Linked DNA regions of Mus musculus: regions 1, 2 and 4 are each linked to region 3. Evidence: chromatin loops called from intact Hi-C (ENCODE). Cell type or tissue: left cerebral cortex. All regions are shown on one strand.

Region 1 (5,000 bases), 73 kb before region 3:
TGGCAGAGTCTCAGGACTGGTGCCTACTACTTTGGGTAAATGTTTCCCAAAGGCTCATGTGTTAAAGGCTTAATCTGAATCCTGTGACACTGTTGGGAGATGGTGAAACCTTCAAGAAATCTAGTGGATGACACTAGAGACATGTCCTGAAAGGTGACACTGGGTTTCTGTTACCAACTCTTTCTTTGGCTTCCAAGTTTCCTACAAAGTAGCTTCCTTAGCTTCAATGCCTCACCAGGATGCCCTACCTCACCTCTCAACCCAAAGCATTAGTCCAACTGATTATGGGCTGAGAACTCCAAGACTGTGAGCCCAGCTTACCTAATCCCCTTCATAAGTGGATTTACCTAAGATATTTGTTGCCATAGTAGAAAATGAATTAATATAGTGCATAACCTTGCATGAGATCATATTATAACCAAATGGATAAGACCATGAAATAGATTCTAGAAACAGAATGCAAGTATTATAAATACACATGCCTTATCTAGATTTTCAGATGTGAGAAATGTCCCATGAGCTCAAAAGGAAGACTCCCAACTGTGTTAGACTGCAGTTCTAAGCCTGTTGTATTAGATTGGATGCAGATGCGGCGATGGGACCAGACACAGGAGAGGAAGATGCGTAGAGGAGGAAATACAGAAAAGAAATGGGAAAATAGCTGGAAAGAAAGTTGGTGGAAGCTCCTATGAAATAGATGGGATATCTGTCTCAGATTCGCAACATTAGAAAGGAAGGTAATTTTTGTCTTAAGCACCAATTCTTCCCAAATTCTTTTCGTATTTCAGCCAGGGGAATACAAGGCCTGATGTTTATGAATGCAGCTAAGAAGCTTCTGCCCATCATGCTGGAACTTGATTGACAGGTCAAAGCCTAAGCTCTACCTGGCCACTCCTGGTGATGGGCCTACCTCTTGGTCTTTCCGTTGTAGAGGAAGAGATGTGATGTGGTGGAGAAATTCTACCCCCGGCACTCTCAGTACCCTTGGCCTAGATTCCGCAGGGCCCTTACTCTAGAAAACAAAGGTTGCTAGGCATTGCGTTAGAACTGATACAGGCTGTCAGCATTTTTAAAGGTGGCACTTTTCTCTCTTTTTTTTTTTCCTCAGGTTCAAGTTCATGTGTCATCTCAGTCTTTGCTTTCATGGAAGAGAGGACTGAAGAGCCCAGAAGCCAGAAGAGCTTAAGTAATAGGCTTTCTTACAGGACTTATTTCTCTCTCTCTCCTCTGAGATGTGAATATGCCGTGGCCTTAGAATCTACAGCCTTCCTGGAGCCTTAGAAAGAGGAGAAATAGAGGAATCAGTACATGAGCAAGTGTGTGGCTTTGTGGTCGGTCCTTATCAAGGATCGGAGCTGAAGGGTGGACATTTTCCTTGATCAGACAATACAGTCCATTCAGTAGCTGCTGAGCTGAAAACTGCTCAGCTCCTTAAAATAAAGGGGCTATAGAATCACACACTCCGGGGGTCCCCACAAACTTAGGACCCACAGCCTTCTGAGCAAACATGTACCTCCAAGGAAGGTTGGGAGAACTGAACAAGATGACTTGTCTAGGGGGCTGACATCCCACCGTCCTGAGAGCTGTGTCCTGGGGTTCAGCCAGAAGTCGTTCTAAGAAGTGACTGGAGTTTCCATTAGCACACACAGGCCTGGGGATCTTTGGGAACTGGGCTTGCTCAGAGTTTAGGCTCAGAAGAGGTCTAGAAGGAGCCAAATAGACTGGATGAAGTCATGTTATAGGAACTGGGGAGGTAGACCAAAGAGAAAAACTGCACACTTCTTCCCTACCCCCTGACTCCGAGGACACTGCTTGGTAGATATGATGTGATGTTTTGCTGCCACAATTCTTCATGTCAAGTCCCGTAGTGTGAACAGCATGACCCAGAACAACGTCCCAGCACTGGCCTTACCTGTCACTTTCAGGCACTTTCAAAACACAGCTCCCGCGATGATGAATTTTGTCAACCTGATTGAATTAAGAAACAATATAGGGCATTAGTGAGGTGGGTGTCTCTGCCAGGGTGCTTCCAGCAGGATTAAGTGAAGAGGGAAGGCTTGGCTTAAATCCGGGTCATACACTGAGGTCTCTAGCTGAATAACAAAGGACTAAGGAAAGTCCACCTGAACCTCAGTGTCCCTGTTCTCCACCTTCTGATCCTACAAGATGTGAGCCTACCCATCACCTCCTATCGCCAGACAGGAGCTGATAATGTTACCATGCTTCCTTGCTAGGGTGGACTGGATAGGCTGCGACTCAAATAAACTTATTTCCCCTGACAGAGCTTCTTCTCCGGTATTTGGTCCCGACAATTAGAAAAGTAGTTAATATAACCTCCCAGTTCCTTGACTCTCCTTTCCCTGAGATGTGCGAGTCATCTCCGCTCCATTTGAACCTGGCCTTGAGATTCCTTGACGAATGAATACAGTAGAAGAGGTCCTGTGCCAGCCTTTGGACCCAGGCCTCCAGAACTGGCAGCTCCCACTTCCTGTCTCTTGAGACACTCTTGGAATCTAGCCACAGCATCGAGAGAAAGCCAAGGCAGCCCATGGGGAGGAAAGGCCAATGTGGAGAGGGACCGACTCTCCAAGTCCACAGGCCTGGCCAGGCACTTGGCCATCCTTGGTATCACGATGCCAGCTCTGAGAGCAGCCATCCTGTACCCCACCCCCAGTCAAGTGCCCCAGCTGGCAGGGCATGGAGCAGAGATAAACCATTCACTTATTCCACCGCCCAGCCCAGGTTTCAGATCCACGTGCTCAGTAGATGGCTGTTGCGCCCTTTATCTCTAGGTCTCCGGATGATTTGTGGCTGTAATAGAAACCTGGAGTTCCTGGCTGAGGAGAACCTAGGGTTCCTCTAGGCCTGTAGATGGTACCGACATTTCGTTAAAACAGCCCTAACTCAGCTATCCTGTAAAGTTATCTTTCTCTAACAAACAAGTGCACAAACCTCTCCATCTTCTGAATGAAAGCGACGAAGGCTAAGCAGCCCCCTTACCCTCCCTTCTCAGTCTACTTCTCCCTCACAACTCTCTCCTCCTGGGTTTTCCTTGTTCGGTTTTTAAAGCAGAAACCTCAGAGATTGTAGCCTCAGTCTCTTTCAAGCTTCCTCTCACCACATATGTAAGTGGAATTTCAGGGAGTATGTATGTGCACGCGCAGCTGTGTGTGTGTGTGTGTGTGTGTGTGTGTGTGGTGTGTATGTGTGTAGGATGGTCTGCTGACATTGCTAGTGATCAAAAGGTCATAGGGAACTAACCAGTATAATTACTAAGTGGTGTGTGTGTGCTCGCACGCAAGTGCGCACGGGCATGTGTGTGTATATGTATTACTGAGAAACTAGCCATTCACCTCTTTAACTCTTTCTGTTTATGTCGCTCTGCATTTTCTAATTTTTCTCTGGTGGACACAGATTGAACAGCTTCCAACACCAATGTTCATGGTTCATCAGATTTCACATTCGGATGAATTTCCTTCCAGCCTTTCATCTGTATTCAAACATCTGCTGTGTGTTTAAGATCCTGTCATGAGTACAGTCTGAGCCTTGACTTTTCACGGTCCTTTCTTTATATTTTAGGCATTTTTTCTCTTAATAAACACCTTCCCAAGCCTAATTTTTAATGACTTTATACTTCAATAGCATATATAGAATTCTTTATAGTGTTCTAGCATAACTTACTCATTTACTTATTTGTTTAGCAGAGTTCATTTCACATTTAGATTGTGATATGCACATGTATTTTATACACAGACACATACACACATACATAAACTTTTACATTTCTGAGTGTTTTTGCTGTTTTTTTTAATGCTTTCAATTTATTAGTTACTTAGTGATACTAAACACATAATATTTACTATTTGTAATAGTAGTAAAGTAGTAGTAGTAGTAGTAGTAGCAGCAGCAGCGTGTTTGTGGGAGTAGGTGTGTGAGTCTGGGCATACAAATGCTGTCTTAGTCAGAGTTTCTATTCCTGTACAAACATCATGACCTAGAAGCAAGTTGGGGAGGAAAGGGTTTACTTAGCTTATACTTCCAAATTGCTGTTCATCACCAAAAGAGGTCAGGATACAGGAGCTGATGCAGAGGCCATGGAGGGATGTTTCTTTCTGGTTTGCTTCCCCTAACTTGCTCAGCTTGCTTTTTTTATAGAACACAAGACTTCCAGCCCAGGGATGGCACCACCCACAATGCCCCCCCCCCATCACTAATTGAGAAAATACCCCACAGCTGGATCTCATGGAAACACTTCCCCAACTGAAGCTCCTTTCTCTGTGACAACTCCAGCCTGTGTCAAGTTGACACGCAAAACCAGTCAGTACACATGCTATGACATACATGTGGCGGTCAGAGAACAACTTTGGGAGTTGGTCAGTTCTCTCCTCCACCCAAGTGGGATCTGGTTCTCAGACATGAGTCACCAGTTGGTACAGCAAATGCCAAGCCGTCTTCCACAGCCCAGCCCTGTTCTTTTGAAGCAAGCTCTTGCTCTGAAGTGCAGGTTGGCCTTGGGCACGAGAACTGCCTTCCTTAGTAACTGCAGTGCTGAGGTTGCAGGCATGCACCCTCTGGGTCAAGCCATCTCATGCTGATTCTTGTTAACATAGCAAGGAATTTCAGAACGTGCGAAGCCTTCAGAATGTTGGCTTTCCTTGTTACCTGGGCATCTCTTAACGTTTATTCCCAGGATAGAAACAGGGATGGAGAATCTAAAGGAAGAAGAGATCAGGAAAAGACATGGGAATATGTACGTAGATAGCAGAAAAGGCTCCTAAACTTGGCTTATAAATAGTTTAATGTCATGAGAGACAGCTTTTGTCTCATCGTCAAAATATAATAAGATGAGGGAAGAAGAGAGAATTAGCAACGGTCACCTGGAGAGATGTCATCCGTACATGACCACATTTCATCCTAACAAGGAGTATGAGTTAAGATGACCTTAGGCCATAAATGACAAAGTGGGACCCAAGCAGCTTAATAGCATGTCCAAGGTCAGA
Region 2 (5,000 bases), 85 kb before region 3:
GAGAGCAGTGAGATTTATTAGGAGTGTCCAGGGAGCTCGGTGAGAACAGGAAGCTGTCCCTCTGTCCTCATTGTAGAGCTAAACTTCCTGCTGAGACGCAATCAAGACATTACTGCTTAGACAGTGAAGACTCACATGTCTCTACTAATATCCCGGAGGATCAGACAGATGATGCAGGCTGCAGTGCAATTTCCTCTCTGTTCGTATCCCTTTGGCTGGACATTGTGCACATGGTAAGCCCTGCTTCCTGGAAGCATGGAAATGATGAAGTAGCAGCACGGGGCATTTGGATAGCACTTGTACTGCAACTCAACACCACAGTTCTGATAAAACATCCAGCAGGTCTTTGTCCAGATTCTTATCCCGACTCCCCCATCCCTAGGGAACGCCTTTCTTTCCCTCTGCGTCTTGCTCCAATCTCACAGCTGTAAGCCTGACTTCTCATCAGAAATGTTTCTCCAAGTTATCCACACTGTAAAAATGCCAGAACATTTGCACGTGTACACACACACACGCACACACACACACACACCATATGCACAGCCATGGCAGATATTGCAAACACACATACATGCATGTCCCCTGCATACACCAGAAACGTATGTGCAAACATGCCACATCACATGAACACACATATGCAGTGTGTGCTCAGGCACACATACCATAGCATATACTTGCACACATAGGTATTTCACACACCGAACCTACACCCAGGTAGCTCTGTACTTCTCAGTGAGATCCTCCTTCCCCTCTCACACCTCCCATAGGGCAAACCCTTCCTTTGTCCTTTTCCCCTGAACAGCAGTCCCACTTTTTTAACTTACTTAACTTACTTTGCTGTCTCTTCTGGCAGCCAGTGCCCGTTTGAAGTCTGTTCTCCCCATAGAAATTCAAATTCCTGAAAGTTGCAGGATGCCTTTGCCTCTGATCTTCAGGCCTGGAACTCCAACTGCTCTGCACTGCTGGTGACTTCCATGTTGACTGAAGATCTCAAGGTAACCTGGCACTTACCTTCTTTCTCACAGTAACTCCGAATAGACAGACCAGTTTTAGTTTGGTCAAGCCTCATGACAAGATATTTTTTCTCTTCCTTTTAACGTATGCCTGAGGAGGAGGCCAAGAGACTAGATGTGATGGATGCTGACTAACGGACTGACCCGTCCAAATGATGTCTCCCATGATGGTTCATCCTCTAGGATAAGGCTCACTTTGTGTGAGAAAGGGGCTGGCTTCTTATTGGGCATCTGCCTGACTTCTCAAGCCAGGTGGAAGCATTAGCCTGCCCCTGACCTCACTTCTTGTGATGGTTGAATGTACAAAGACTGTTAGTGGAAAGGTTAGGATGCCTTTGTCTTGCTTTAGGCTTTGAGTTTTAATCTCTTTCAACCCCAGTTTTTAAGCCATTGCTTTCAAGCCCTGATCCTGCCAGAGAAGATACTACTGACTACTGCTGTCTGGCTCCAAGCCATCCTGGGCCTTCCTCTCTCAGAATCCAGTCAGGATTGTCAGGGTTCTCTGGTTCCTGACAGCTGAAAGTAAGGCTCGGGTAGACAGTCACCCTGTCTAGGTGCCTTATGTTCCCTGCAGACCTGCACCTCCTATCTCTAAGGTACTCCTGGCTATTGTTTCCCATGATAATCTGCACAGGCACTTGTAATAGAACACTCAGCTGCAGGTGGTGGGGCTATAACGCAGAAATCAGTTCTATAGTGTGGAAGGCTGATAGGGCGAGGTTAGGGTGGCAGGGCTGCCCATCTCCTGTGCTACTCCTGGAGCCCATCCTGTTGGCTTGTAGGTGCCAGCCCCACACTCATTGTGCTCACATGCTCTCTCTGTACTTGTTTCTGTTACAAATTTTTTATTTTTCTTATAAGGTCAGCCCTTGAACTTAATGACCTTTTTCTTTTAAGTCTCTGGCTCCAAAGACCACTATCCTGTGGCTGCTAGTGGTTAGAAGTTGAACCCATGAATTCTGTGAGGAACTCAGTTTAGCCCACTATACTCTGCTGTTTGTTATTAAATACACATGGCCCCCCAAATCTTGATTTTTCTAGGGGGAATCGTTTGCTCTGTAAAACGGGACTAGGGAGAATTCTGATCTCTTCGAGGTTGTTGTAAGGAGTAAACACCTGTAAAGTTTAGCACAGCTGGGCTCAGGAGTGCCCAGTCAAAGCTAGAAGCATTTAAAGAAATAAAAACAAAACAAAACAAAACAAAAAGTCAGTAAATCGTCGGGGGTGATCATGGGGTAGGCCCCTGAGCACCAGGTAACTTCGCCAGTTCCTGGTGACCAGTTAGCTTGAGCTGCTTTCTTTCTGCTCCCTCGTCTTCCTGTGGCTGCCCAGCACCCCAGATCAGACCAAAGTCATAGCCACACTGTCCTAAGGACGGTGATGTGCTCTGGCAGAACCAGGCAAAAGACCTTCCTGTCTCCTTCATCTCTAGGTAAGCAGGTGCCCGAGGCTCCCTTACTCACAACTCTCAGGCATCTGCCTTTGACCTTGGCACCTTCCCCAGGCATTCTGCTGGGTACCTGGGATGCTGCCAAGTCAGCCAGCCTGCCAAGTACACTCTTCCTTCACTCCTGTGACATAGAAAACCCACGTCCCTTCCAGCAGGGATGCTGCCTGGAGGCCTGTAGGGAGGTGACTGTTCTGACGCACTCCCTTCTTGCTTGCACAGGGGCCATCTTCTGAGAAAGGCTTTCTGCTTCAAAACCTTGCTTCTAACTCCAAGTATCCATCTCTGTCAGCGTTTTTAAGAGACCATAAGCTGAGTCTCACTCCATGTTCTGTTCTGTGTGTTCAGTGTGCATAAGGCTGCCTATGGAGAGGCCGGGTCTTAGCAGTTTCCCCGAGCACTCACGCAGGGCCACTCTCCTCCTCCCAAGCTGCCTTGTGCCTCTCTGGTACCTTCACCCCTGCCAGGGATCTTCTGCCTCTCAGCAGCACATCCTTTGTTCCTAGCGGGGCACACTTGCCATAAGTTAGACCAGGGAGATGCTTCACTGTGATCTTCCTTTGTGCTTCGGATGGCTTCTTGTCCACGCTTAGCGCACAGCGGCGTGGTTGTCGGTGGCGTCCCTGGCTAGATAGGGAGCTCGTCAAGTGCTGGGATAGTGATTCATTCAACTTTGCCTTTGCAGGGCCCAGCACAGTGCCTGGCTACAAATGAATGGAGTCAGTGAGGAGAGTCCTGGGCCCCAGCCATGCCGGGCACTGCCTTTCATGGCGTTTTCCGTTTGGCCTCACCTCTTCCTTTGTCCCGTTTTTAGCCTAATTCCTTTCAAGGCTCTGGCATGGGAGTCTGAGCTCATTTTCATGATTGCTTTAAATATTTGGGGCTGTTGGCATGCCAACACGAGGGCCCACGCTAAGGAGGGAGAGGAATTCTCCAGCTCTCTGGGTCCTGCCCAAATACAAGGAATGTGCCAGAGGCAAGGGAGGTTCGGAGGAAGCGCCAGCTTGGGTCTAACCAATATGCTTTCCTACCTGGCCCCTGCAGTCAGGAATTTGAGCAGGACAAAAGAAAGAGGGGGCCTGGAGAAGTGCAGAAGTTTCTAGAAACTGAGGAACAGCCTCTGAGAAGATGAAGGAGTAGCAACTGCATCTGAATGGAGATGCAGCACAACTGTACCTAAGGATGGCGAAGACCTTGGGAGGAAGTGGCAGAGGTGGACAGGCCCCCAGAGCCACTCATGAAAATCAGAAATAGGGGAAGACCTTGGAAGTCTTGTCATAGAAAGACAAGGACACTACGAAAGGAGGCCTGTAATATTTCCCACAAAAATGGGCCCCCAGAGCTCACTCCGCACAGCCACGTTTTAGACAAGGACATGTTTTAGGATCAGACCTATTCCAGCATTTTGAGAGGCAAAGGCAAAGGATTCCAACAAATTTGAGTCAGCCTGGTCTACACAGCAAGCTCCAGGTCAGCCTGGGCTATATGGCAAGACCCTGTCTCAAAAAAAAAAAAAAAAAAAAAAAAAAAGGAAAAGGAAAAGAGAAGATAGGAATTCGTAACTCAGAGCTGTACCAGCCCTGGACGTCAGGCTCTTTCGAGGCTCCTACCTCTTCAGGGGAGCGAGCGGAAGAGCTAGGCTTGGCGGCTTCAGGTTTCCTCAGAAGCCGTTGTACATACAGAGGAGGCCCTGGCTCCTGTCTGCCATTGCACAGTATTAAGCAGTTTGAGTGTTTACCTCATTCCAGATCAACCTTATGAGGTACCCATCTTTCTTCTCATTTTAAAGACAAGAAATTGAAGCTCGAAGGCCAAACGATTTGCCTCAGATCAACGGCCTACTGAAGAGCTCAGATTCTAACACCAAGGCTAATTCTGGAGCTTAGGCTCTGAGCTGTTTTCTGAAATCTTTCCTGCCTGGCCTTTACAGACCTGGCCTTTAAGTCCCTTAGAAGGCTGAGTCAAGAAAAGGGGCTGGGGGGGCAACCTTAAAATTCCAGATGAAAATATAGCATTCCAGAGCTCCAGACAGTGAAGCTTGAGGCCTGGCTCTCAGAGACACATGGGCGTATTTCTTTCTTGAGAGACTTCAGTTTAAAAGAGAACTGGGACTGTGGAAGGTGAGGAGACTCAGTGGACCCATGGTGAGGCTATCATGGAAGAGGAGGCCTTGGGAGAAGGCAGCCTGGCAGTCTGCAGTAAGGGGCCAGAGATTCCCTGCTTGCCTGCTATAGAGCTGCTACTGAAGAGATTCAGTCCCTCTGAGGGGGAGGCCAGTAGTCCCTAGGCACTCTTGCCTCTCCCCATCTGCACGGCCACTTCAGGTTGACAAGTGCTTCCCACATCTCCTTGGTTCTTACAAGTGCAGTTGCCATTCGGACAGGGACCCATGGGGACGAGATCACTCACTCAAGGGCGTGCACCTGCAGTGGCAGCCAAAGCCCAGGCCTCTTGGGTTCTCTATGGAATCTTGCCTGAGGACCAAGGCACCTGTAGGAATGCTGCCAGAGTGAGCAATCGCTGTCTTAAGGAATGAAGCC
Region 3 (5,000 bases):
TTTCCTTTCCTTTCCTTTCCTTTCCTTTCTTTTCCTTTTCTTCTTTTGGACTGGATCTTGTTAGGTAATGCAGGCTGACCTTGAACTTGGGATCTTCCTGCTTCAGCTTCCAAGGGTCCTGAAATCACAAGGTTGCACCAGAATACCCCATGTCCTGCTTTCACAGTGGCTACTGACTCCTTAAACAAAACCAAACCAAACCAAACCAAACCAAACCAAACCAAACCAAACCAAACCAAACCAAACCAAACCAAACCCCCAAAACCAAAACCTATGTGAATTCTGCTTCACTAATTTCCCTTGTGTTTTACAGAAGGTGCCGGCATCAGACGCCTGTGTCCGCAGGCTTTTCTTGAGTAGGACTTGGAGGTTGTTTGGTTAGGGAAGGACTGAGATAAGGTTCCTCTTGGGGTGTGGGTATCTGGGGTTGTGCAGGGTAAAGCTGGCTATTAACTGGGGATAAGGGGAAAGGGATCAGCACTGATTCGACTCACCAGAAAGAGAAATTCTAGAAATTCCCAGTGGTTCATGCCTGTGATCTCAGCACTCTAAACACCGAGGCAGGAGGATTGTGAGTCCAAGGTCATCTCGGGATGTGCATGGATACTCTTGCCTTTATAATTTTCATACTTATTACTGATTCAATGACATTGAATAAGCAGAATTCAAAACAGATTCCACTTACTTCTTCTCTCTCTCTCTTTTTTTCTTTTGAGACCAGGTTTCTCCGTGTAACCTTGGCTGTCCTGGATCTTGCTTCACAGACCAGGCTGCTTGGAACCCAGGGATTTGCCTGACTCTGCTGTCCAAGTGCTGGGATTAAAGGCTCACCGCCATACCAGACTCTTTACTGTGTTTTAATGCCAGTGGTAGGAAATATAGCTAGCAATGTGGCTCTCACTTGTAGTTTACAATGGATGTTTATGGCACACCATGATGCAGGGTGGTATCTCTACTACAAAGGAGTCCTCAGTCGGTGAGGCCAATAGGAACATATTCCAGGGCAGGTACAAGACACCAGAACACGTGGAGATGTGAACTGGAGCCTCCCCCAGCCTTTGTTGGTTTCCTTCTGTTAGATCGCCATTCTGTATAGCTCCCGTTATTGTCAGAGGTCCATCCCTCTGCTCAAACACTGATGCTGTGTCCCTGACACGCCCAAATCAGGCCAAGTCTCAGCACAATTAGCTGATTTCCCTGCCAGTTCCCCTATCTCCCCAGGGGTTTTGATCTCTGGCCTAAGTGACTTTCTAGTTTCAGTATCACTCTTCAATTTTTTTTCATCATTTCTGCTGGTCCGGGTGTTGAGAATGCGCCATCGATAACCCTCCATTTCCCTCTACGCAATTACCAAGCTTTAGTCTCACACCCGTCCCCCTTCTTTTTCATTCGGATAGTCATCTTCCACAGAGGTTCCTACAGAAGTTCAAACTCTCCTCCATAACTCTTCCTCTCCTAGTTTCTTAAGATTAGAACTTTGTCTTCTAGGAGGCATAAAACTCAAACAGACATATGAACAAAAAGCCGCTGAATTGAGATAGGCCCTGAGCCCAGAAATTAGAAAGGATGGCTTGGAGAATCTTGTGGGGGAATGGAGACGCCTCACTCGTTGTTAAGGTCACAACCCTGGCAAATGAGTCAATAACTAAGGTCCTGCCAGGCTGGAGTGATGGAGGTTGGGGGCAGCTAGGCTGGGTGATTCAATTGGAACAAAGGAGGCAGCCACTCTTTTCTATTTGAAAACCTGAGCGAGCTCTAATCAGCCTAGCGCTAGGGCTTTCTCTAATACCTGGGGAGGGGGGTGGGTGTCTAATCTGACCTTTTCAAGACCCTTCAGTGGGTGTGTCTTCAGACGTCTGGGGGGGGGGAGGCGGGGAGAGTGTGTGTAAAGGTGGGCGAATAAGGCAGCGTTTGTGGATGGTGACCCGGGTCTCTAGGGGATTAGAGGGCTTGTGGGGCAGAGGTTTGTGAGGCACCAGGAAACACACCAGGTTTCATTACTTGCAGCGGTGAGCTCTGGGCTGGGAAACTGAAGTTGTTGCTAGGAGGTGCTGTCTGGGACGAGCCTGGTCTAGAAGGACTGAGCGTCCGCGGGACTCACTCAAGGTCATTGTTCCTAGCAACACGAGGGCTGTGGGGAGTCGGTGTGAGCTCCGAAATCTTTAAGGTCAAGACTGCTTTTGTGTTTCCCCGGCAGTCAGTTCACAGCCGGCCACGTGGGAAGTGAGCAAACTAAGTCCTTCCAAATCGAACTAAACTAAAAGACAGGAGACAAAAGCACAGGCTCTTTCCCACTCCACGCCGATTCTACCCACGCTTGCAAGTTATTCTTACTCTCCCGGAGCGGACAAACCCAGGCTGAAGGGAGCAAAGTCCTAACCAGGGAAGAACAGAGGGGTCCGCTTGAATCCCCTAGGAACGTAGGGTGGGCGAGTGGGCGTGTGCACAAGCACGTGCCCTCACGCAAGAGTGCGGGGGGGGGCGGTGCGGGGGGGGGCGGTGCGGGGGGGGGGGGAAGGGAGTGGTCTCCATAAGGGGGAGGGGAGAAGGCAGGGGGGCGGGGAGAAGCAGGCTTTTTAGGACCCGGCAGAGGCGGGGGAGGAGAAAGAAGGCAAGGAGGCGTCTCCCGCATTCGTCTGGGCCGTGCCACCTGCCCGCTAGCTCGCTGCACTACCGTTGCCCACAAGCCAACATGCTGCCGAGATTGGGCGGCCCCGCGCTGCCGCTGCTCCTGCCGTCGTTGCTCTTGCTGCTGCTCTTGGGCGCGGGCGGCTGCGGCCCCGGGGTGCGCGCCGAGGTGCTGTTCCGCTGCCCACCCTGCACGCCCGAGCGTCTGGCCGCTTGCGGGCCCCCACCCGACGCGCCCTGCGCCGAGCTGGTGCGAGAGCCCGGCTGCGGCTGCTGCTCCGTGTGCGCACGGCAGGAGGGCGAAGCATGCGGCGTCTACATCCCGCGCTGCGCCCAGACGCTACGCTGCTATCCCAACCCGGGCTCCGAGCTGCCCCTGAAGGCGCTTGTCACAGGCGCGGGTACCTGTGAAAAGAGACGCGTGGGCACCACCCCACAGCAGGTTGCAGGTAATGCGGACTGTGAGCACTAGTTTTGGGCTTGGGAGAAACTCTCTCGTAGCTCAGCGGGTTCTCCTGGCTGGTGACTCTCACGTGGGAAAAGAGAGTCCGACGGGACCCTGGGACTGATGTAGAGGAGAAAGAGCTTAGACCTTAATCAGATCCAGGGAGACTCTTGAGAGCGGGAACCCGAAAGACAAACCCGGGAGGGAGGCTGCGGGTGGAGCAAGCGGGATTTGATGGGGTAAAGGAGGAGAGGAAAGATACCTTGCCACCAGGGTCTTCCTTAACGGGACTTAGCGGGGAGGAAGGTGGTCTGATCTAGGGGCTGAGGGGGTGGAGGTGGGGGTTGAAGAGCCTGTAGGAACTTGAAACTCATTTGAAACAAAACTTGAGTCAGTGACCACCGGTCGAATGTTTAGCGGTGGGCGTGCTGCTGGCTGCCGCGCACAGGTGACACTGCAGACCTCGGGTGAGAAAAGATCGAATGGAGAAGCTCCTTCCTTCTGGCGTTGGGAGGTGAGGAGAAGGGTAAGGATGCACGTGGAGAATGGAGCGGGCTCCATCTGTGTAACTTAAGCCGGTTGGCCAGCTGCGTTCCGGCACCCTGGCTGTGCGTCTGGGCCTCCGGTCAGAATGCTGGAGCCGCTTGAAAGCCAGGGGAGCTACAGCTCTTAACGCGGGTGTGTGTCACACCGTACCTCCTCCTAAATCTAGGGAACTTTTTCTGTCTCACGGGATGGGGAAGGTGGGGTTCTTTGTTAAGGAGCCCTTCTTTCTCAAAAGAAAAAAAAAGTTAAGGGACACAAGCTGACTGCGAGGAGTTCACTTTTTTTTCTTCACGGTTTGGAGAAAGCTGCAATTGTCTTGGGGACAGCGCTGAATTTTAGCTAATGTTTAAAAGGAGGCTTTTACTATGTTTCTTAGACTGGGGGTAGCCTGGAGAGATAGGAGAGAGAGAGAGAGAGAGAGAGAGAGAGAGAGAGAGAGAGATAGGAGAGAGAGAGAGAACAAATATCTTCCCTGTTTTTCGATTTCTTTGTGCGCCCCTCTCTTTCCCTGGCTCAGCCACTGTCCCTTTCCCAATGGAGTCAGAGGTCAAGTTTGAAGTCTTGTAGTTCTTGAGGCATTTTTGACCTTGACTACAGAGCAAGGTGGAGCTTCCTCAGAGGGGAGTCCCAGGGTTTCTTCTCTCTCAGCCTTGGGTTTGATCCTTGCTCCTGTTTCTAGGTAATAATAAAGGAAAAGAATTCCGCTTCTCAGGCCCCTTCCTCCCTTATTACCTCTGGAGCCCCAGAGGAATTTTCTTCAGCAGGCCTTGCAGAATCCTCCGGATATTGACTGTTTTACTAAATCTGGTGTACTTTCCTCTCAGAGTTTTATTTTCCTCTCAGAGTTTTATTTATTTTTTCCTCCCCACCCTTCGTTGCTTTCATTCTAAGCCTGTGAAATTCAGTCTTTCTGCTTCTCAAAACTCTTAAATAGGTTGGAGTCTTCTGCAGGCAACAGATGTGGCAGGTTCCCTGGGTCACTTTTCCTTACTGGCTGCGGGGATGGGGGTGGGGTGAGGGGGGTTGTCAGGGAAGCCAGGGGACAATGGGGTGAGTTCATGGGAAGAATGTCACTCTGGATTTTCTGCCTGGTTATGGGACTCCGTTCTGCTGGCTCATTCGAGTGGCCGCCTCAGCCTTCTCTGAAGGTCCAGATGCCTTCCACATTTTTCTCTTGTGTTTCTGTCTGGAAGAGGGGATGTTAACCAAGGTAGGGGGTGGGGTGGGGGCGGGAGCTGGAAGCTCAGAAGTGATCAGCTGCACAGCAGGGCTCTCAAAGGGGTCGTTTGGGAAGGAGCCTGGTTTTGCCAGGTTGGCCAGATGAGAGGCAAAGGTAGAGGCTTCTGGGCTCTTTGGGTTGGGACAGGGACTCTAGAGGCTG
Region 4 (5,000 bases), 110 kb before region 3:
TTGTGTGTGAGAAGTGCAGGGGTTTTTTTTTGGGGGCGGGGGGTTACTGTATGCGTGTGTCTGCATCCCTGTATGCATGGTGTCTGAAGATGACACCAGATCCCCTGGAACTGGAATGACAGTTGTTACTATGTGATGGAAGAATTGCCAGTGCTCTTAAGTGCTAAGCCGTTTTTCCAGCCCCCAAGAAATTATGTAATTTCTAAATGATGGAGCTGGGTTTGAATTTTGGTCTTATACCCCAGAACCAAGATTCATAGCTGTTTTTATTTTGTGGTAGTCCAGTGGCTGAAGCCACAAGTAGGAAAGTGGAGGAGAGAAGGCTGGAAATTAGATCCTGCCTTTTGAGTTGCATTAGGTTGGCTTCCACGTGCTCCTTCCTGGGCTGAGCTTGACCTCTGTTACAAGGTTCTCCGAGTCTCTGGTGCTGGGCAAAGGCAGGGATTTAGAAGAGCCTACTTTCAGATCGTGATTGCTTCTTGATTTAGGTTGGGGGGTGCCAGGGAAATTTTTATGTGGCTGTAAATATGTGAGTAGGAAAGAGGCATAAAAATCAAACATTTACTGATAACTGTAATTTTATCATTTATAAAAAACAAGCAAATCGTAATTATTTTCACATAAAGAATTAAATCTTGGACCAGATGAGACAGTTCTAAGTGGAAGCCTGAGAGCTCTCCTACTTGGAAGTTAGAGGATTGACCACTCCTAGAAGTTATGCTGATTTCTGTGTGCATATAAACATGAGTATGTATAAAATTTTGCTTAGATATTTGATGCCACAGGATGCAGAGCAACTTTCAGAGTTTTAACTTTATGATTGGCAATGTTGAGATAGAATGCCTCAAGTGTCTCAAATTCTGTGCTTAGCAATCATTGTTAGAATAAGAAATAGAGCCAGGCAGTGGTGGCGCACACCATTAATCCCAGCCCTTGGGAGGTGGAGGCAGGCAGATTTCTGAGTTCAAGGCCAACCAGAGTGAGTTCCAGGACAGCCAATGCTATACAGAGAAACCCTGTCTCAGGGGAAAAACATACACACACCAAAATAGTTTCTAATAACAGACTAGCACATTTACATAGCTCATAGGAAACAGTTCATGGAGGATTCAATTAGGAAGGAAGGCAGCCAAAAGATACCAGTGAGTTTTAAATGAGAATAGGGCCAGGTAGATTGCTTACTGTGTGAACCTGGATAGACTGGAGTTTGATCTCTGGAACCCACATGGTAGATTAAAAGAACAGACCCCACTAAGATGTCATATGCCTGCCTTTGTACACCATGGCACATAAAGAATTTCCCAATAAATAAGGTTTTTTGTTTTTCTTTTGAGACAGGGTTTCTCTGTTATTAGCCCTGGCTGTCTTGGAACTCACAAAGCTGTAGACCAGGCTGGCCTTGAATGTAGAAATCTGCCTGCTTCTGCCTCCCAAGTGCTGGGATTAAAGGTGTGTGCCACCACTGCCCAGCCCCAGTAAATAAGTCTTAAAATAGGCAGGACATAGTGGCACTCATCTTTAATCTCAGCTCTTGGGAGGCAGATACAGGTGGATCTCTTGTTCAAGGCCAACCTTGTCATGTAGAGTTCAGGACTACCCAGGGATACCTAGATCCTTTCTCAATAGCAATAACTTTCGAAGGGCAGCAGGATGCATTGAAATGACAGCATGTAGGTTTGGAAAGGGTAAATGTTAAAATGTTCTAAGGCTCTTGTATTCAGGAAGGGGTCTAATTACAAGTCAAACATCATAATCTCTAGTAATCATCGCTAGAACAGTGGAAGTAGAATTAGAAGCTCTCAGTCACAAGATGGGGAAGGGGGCTGACATGCAGCTCAGTGGTGCTTGGCATGAGCAAGGCCTTGGGTTCAAACCCAGCATGGCCCCAGCGGGAAGAGGAGCTACTGGGCCAAGTAGGATACAGTAAAGGTGGGGACTTGCATACCTGTGTGAATATTAGTGTTTAACAGTAAATGTTTAAAAGCTAAAGTTAAGTGAGCAGAGTTATGTAAAGTATAAATTGAATAAAGGATTAGATGTAGATGATGGACCACAAGGACACATTGAACACAGAAGGAGAAAAGAAGTTAGTCTGGTCCCACTTTCAAACAACACACCATTAACAAGAGAGCTCAGCAGGAGAAAGCACCTGCATTAGTTTCCATGTTTCCAGGATGCAGAAACACTGAGGAAACCAGCATCAATGTCTCTCTCTAAGTGCTCCTGGGAACAAATTAAAGACACCAAGAACCCAGAGCAGTGCTCCATCCAGGGGGACTGGCTGGTGCCAAAGAACAAGGCCAGCCAGCAAAGCCGGGAGATGGGGTTTCTTTGCTCAGGCTGATCTGCTTGCCTCTGTCTCCTAAGTGCTGGTATCAAAAGTCTGTGCCACCATGCCCAGCTTGGAAGCTGAATTCTAAACGTGACTATGCCAAGCAAAAGAAAAATGTGAGAATGTTTCAACACTTGGAAACATTTTTCCATGCTAGGCTGGAGCTACCTCCCTCTTTGTGACTTTCCACTTTATTTGGTTTTGTATGTTGGTATTAGATGTTGAGGTATGCCTAAAAATTTAAAAGGGAAAGACAATAATTACTGCTTGTGTATCAATGTGTCTGTAATTTATTTTGTAAGCTGGCTTTAGAGATTACCCTCTTAGCATATGATATGGTTGCCAATACCGTTATATAGTGCACTTTGACCTTGGAACCTAGACATTTTACACAAATTCTTTGAGAGTCTATCTCTAATCACAAAAATACTTATCGACAGATGTTACTCCCTTGAGCAAAGCATAAAAATGTCATGTGTTGACTGCAAGCGTATGGAACACCAGGGGGCGCTACTGAGTAAGCAGGAAAGGACGGAGCAGTCTAGAATTCTGAGAGGTCAGAGAACCCTCACAAATGCATATTAGCATATGTAGTTACAGGTTAGTAAGTGCTAAGTTCTTTATTAATTCCACCATGTCAGAATGTAACCTAGCTGACTAGGTAAAGAATTAAACCTAAAAGAGTTAGTCTTAGGCCATCTGAGACAGATGCCCCACGAGTACACAATTAGGATAGTCTTGAGTGTATTTCCTAGAGCTGCTAGTTAGGGGGGAAGAACTTTAAGAATTAAAAATTGTAAAAAACTTTTTGCAGTGAAAATGCACCATACAATACATAAACACTGTGGACTAAGAAGGTGTTTCTCTGATCAGGGTGTCCACGTCTCTGTCCATGTTGTTAGACTCATCAGGAGAAAACGTCAGTACAGGAGGGATGTTTTAACTAACTTTGTCATACTCTGGGTTTTGTAGCTATAGTATTGACAGAGGCAGAGTGGGAGCGATAAGCAAATTCTGGTCCAAAAAGGGTGCCAAGAGGTTACAGTGATGTCAGGAGACCCCTGTTTCTGGATGGAGTTAGTGGTAGGCTCTGGAAGTGTAGCTTGAGGGATGCCCGTGGAGTCGGACTGTTTGTGCTCTGAGTTTACACCCACGTGCACACGTGAAACTGTCCACTCAATAAGACCAGTGCTTACTGATTTATTGGAATTACATGTATCTTTTTTTGATGTTCTAAGTTTTGGAGGCTTGTTCTGTGCTCATTTAACTGGGTATGTTTGTATACTTGTTACGATCATGGTGGTGGTGGTTACACAGGGTCTCGTCCTGTAGCCCAGACTGACCTGGGACTTTTGATCTTCCTGCCTCTCAGCCCTCTTGAATGCTGAGTTACAGGCAAACTCTGCCACACCTTGCTCTTTAAGTAATTTATACCTCACCTTCTCCACCAAGCAACTATGCTTTCAACTCAACAGTCCTGTTCTGCTTGTATACTGCCATGTTTTATTCCCTGTGTCCCAATTAGCTTTGGGGGGCAGGGCCTAGAAATACCTAACTCATTCCCTTAGCATGATCCAGGCTGTGTTCCAAGGGTCTGAGGTAGACACATCTATTTAAGACCCAGCACTTCCCAGCCTGGGGTAGCTAGAGGCACACATGCCTTGAGTCCTGCATGTCTAGCCAGTCCTGGACCCACATGCTCCATGCTTCGTTGTACTGTAGCTAGTAAGACCTTTGTGTCATCAGGTTTCTTTTTCTTTTTTCTTTTTTTTTTTTTTTTTTTTTTTTGTTTTGTTTTGTTTTTTCGAGACAGGGTTTCTCTGTGTAGCTCTGGCTGTCCTGGAACTCACTCTGTAGACCAGGCTGGCCTCGAACTCAGAAATCCGCATGCCTCTGCCTCCCGAGTGCTGGGATTAAAGGCTTACACCACCACACTCGGCCTGTCATCAGGTTTCTTTTCCCCAGCACTTCTTCCTCTTTTAATTGCTCCAAACTCAAGAACCTAATGGAATTCTTTCCCCCTTTTATAGATGACAAAAACTCTAAGATTTTCTACTTGAAGAGAGTCATTGAATGGGGAAAGAATGAAGTCCACAAGGAGTTCCGTGCTTCAACTTCACCTCCCCGTTCACTGGCTTGGGCAACAGAAGAGCTTTGTTCTCTATAGATAAAGAAACCAAGGTACAGAGTGGTATCTGTGAGGGGTTTTGATGGTTGGAGGCCAGTCTCAGCAAGTGATAAGTATATAACGCTAAAAGGCCACTACAGACAGGCTGGAGAGAAAGTGCCACTACATAAGACACTGTTAAGAAACTGCCATTGGGATTCTGCTGATTAACCCGGGGCAGGCAAAAGGAGTGTAGGTAGTGAACAGCAGGGGGAGCCCTTGCTGAGGCTGAGAGGACTTGGAGGGATCAGAGTGCTTCTCTTTCTCCCGCTCTTAACTTTGTTCCGTGCACAGGTATGACTTCCCTGATGAGAGTGGCCACAGCACACCAACAGCCCTGCTGCTTCCAAAGGCCAGTGAGATGCATGCCCTTTCTCCTCAGGAGCGGAGGCCAGCAAAACCCAGGAACTGAATGACTGAGCACTGGGAATGAGCTGTGTCGGGGATAAGAAGTGGTGTGAGGATTCCAATCTCTAGCTAGGGCTTTAGGATTCCAAATGC

What was found. Hi-C counts contacts between places; a loop is a spot of excess contacts. Peaks named below come from ENCODE experiments on the same cell type or tissue, not always from the same donor. Only the 100,000 strongest peaks of a DNase experiment are listed, where the experiment ranks them.
Region 1: it touches region 3 in a loop (2.0-fold over the local background); 3 of 42 quality-filtered maps call a loop at or near these places.
Region 2: a loop joins it to region 3, with 2.1 times the contacts of the local background. A loop is called at or near these places in 6 of 42 quality-filtered maps.
Region 4: a loop joins it to region 3, with 2.8 times the contacts of the local background. A loop is called at or near these places in 4 of 42 quality-filtered maps.

What each region holds. Positions count from the first base shown.
Region 1 is chr1:72,748,933-72,753,932 of GRCm38, forward strand. Gm30788 (a long non-coding RNA gene) reads right to left here. Exons shown (of 8, transcript XR_001778972.2): 6 at 1,913-1,968; 7 at 1,514-1,702. Among named protein-coding and RNA genes, the nearest start is that of Gm39663, 14 kb to the left of the region's middle. In left cerebral cortex, no CTCF peak of the experiment used is centred here; DNase peaks (open chromatin) are centred at 2,540, 4,002 and 4,378.
Region 2 is chr1:72,736,605-72,741,604 of GRCm38, forward strand. Gm39663 (a long non-coding RNA gene) reads right to left here and starts at 1,195. Exons shown (of 3, transcript XR_865536.3): 1 at 1-1,195. In left cerebral cortex, no CTCF peak of the experiment used is centred here; DNase peaks (open chromatin) are centred at 2,580 and 3,291.
Region 3 is chr1:72,821,888-72,826,887 of GRCm38, forward strand. It overlaps Igfbp2 (insulin-like growth factor binding protein 2), which reads left to right and starts at 2,593. Exons shown (of 4, transcript NM_008342.3): 1 at 2,593-3,077. The coding sequence starts at 2,693. In left cerebral cortex, no CTCF peak of the experiment used is centred here; DNase peaks (open chromatin) are centred at 2,235, 2,680 and 2,951; H3K4me3 peaks cover 1,345 bases; H3K27ac peaks cover 278 bases.
Region 4 is chr1:72,714,327-72,719,326 of GRCm38, forward strand. No RefSeq gene overlaps it. Among named protein-coding and RNA genes, the nearest start is that of Rpl37a, 5.6 kb to the left of the region's middle. In left cerebral cortex, CTCF peaks have their summits at 2,833 (motif pointing right) and 4,707 (motif pointing right); DNase peaks (open chromatin) are centred at 2,840 and 4,701.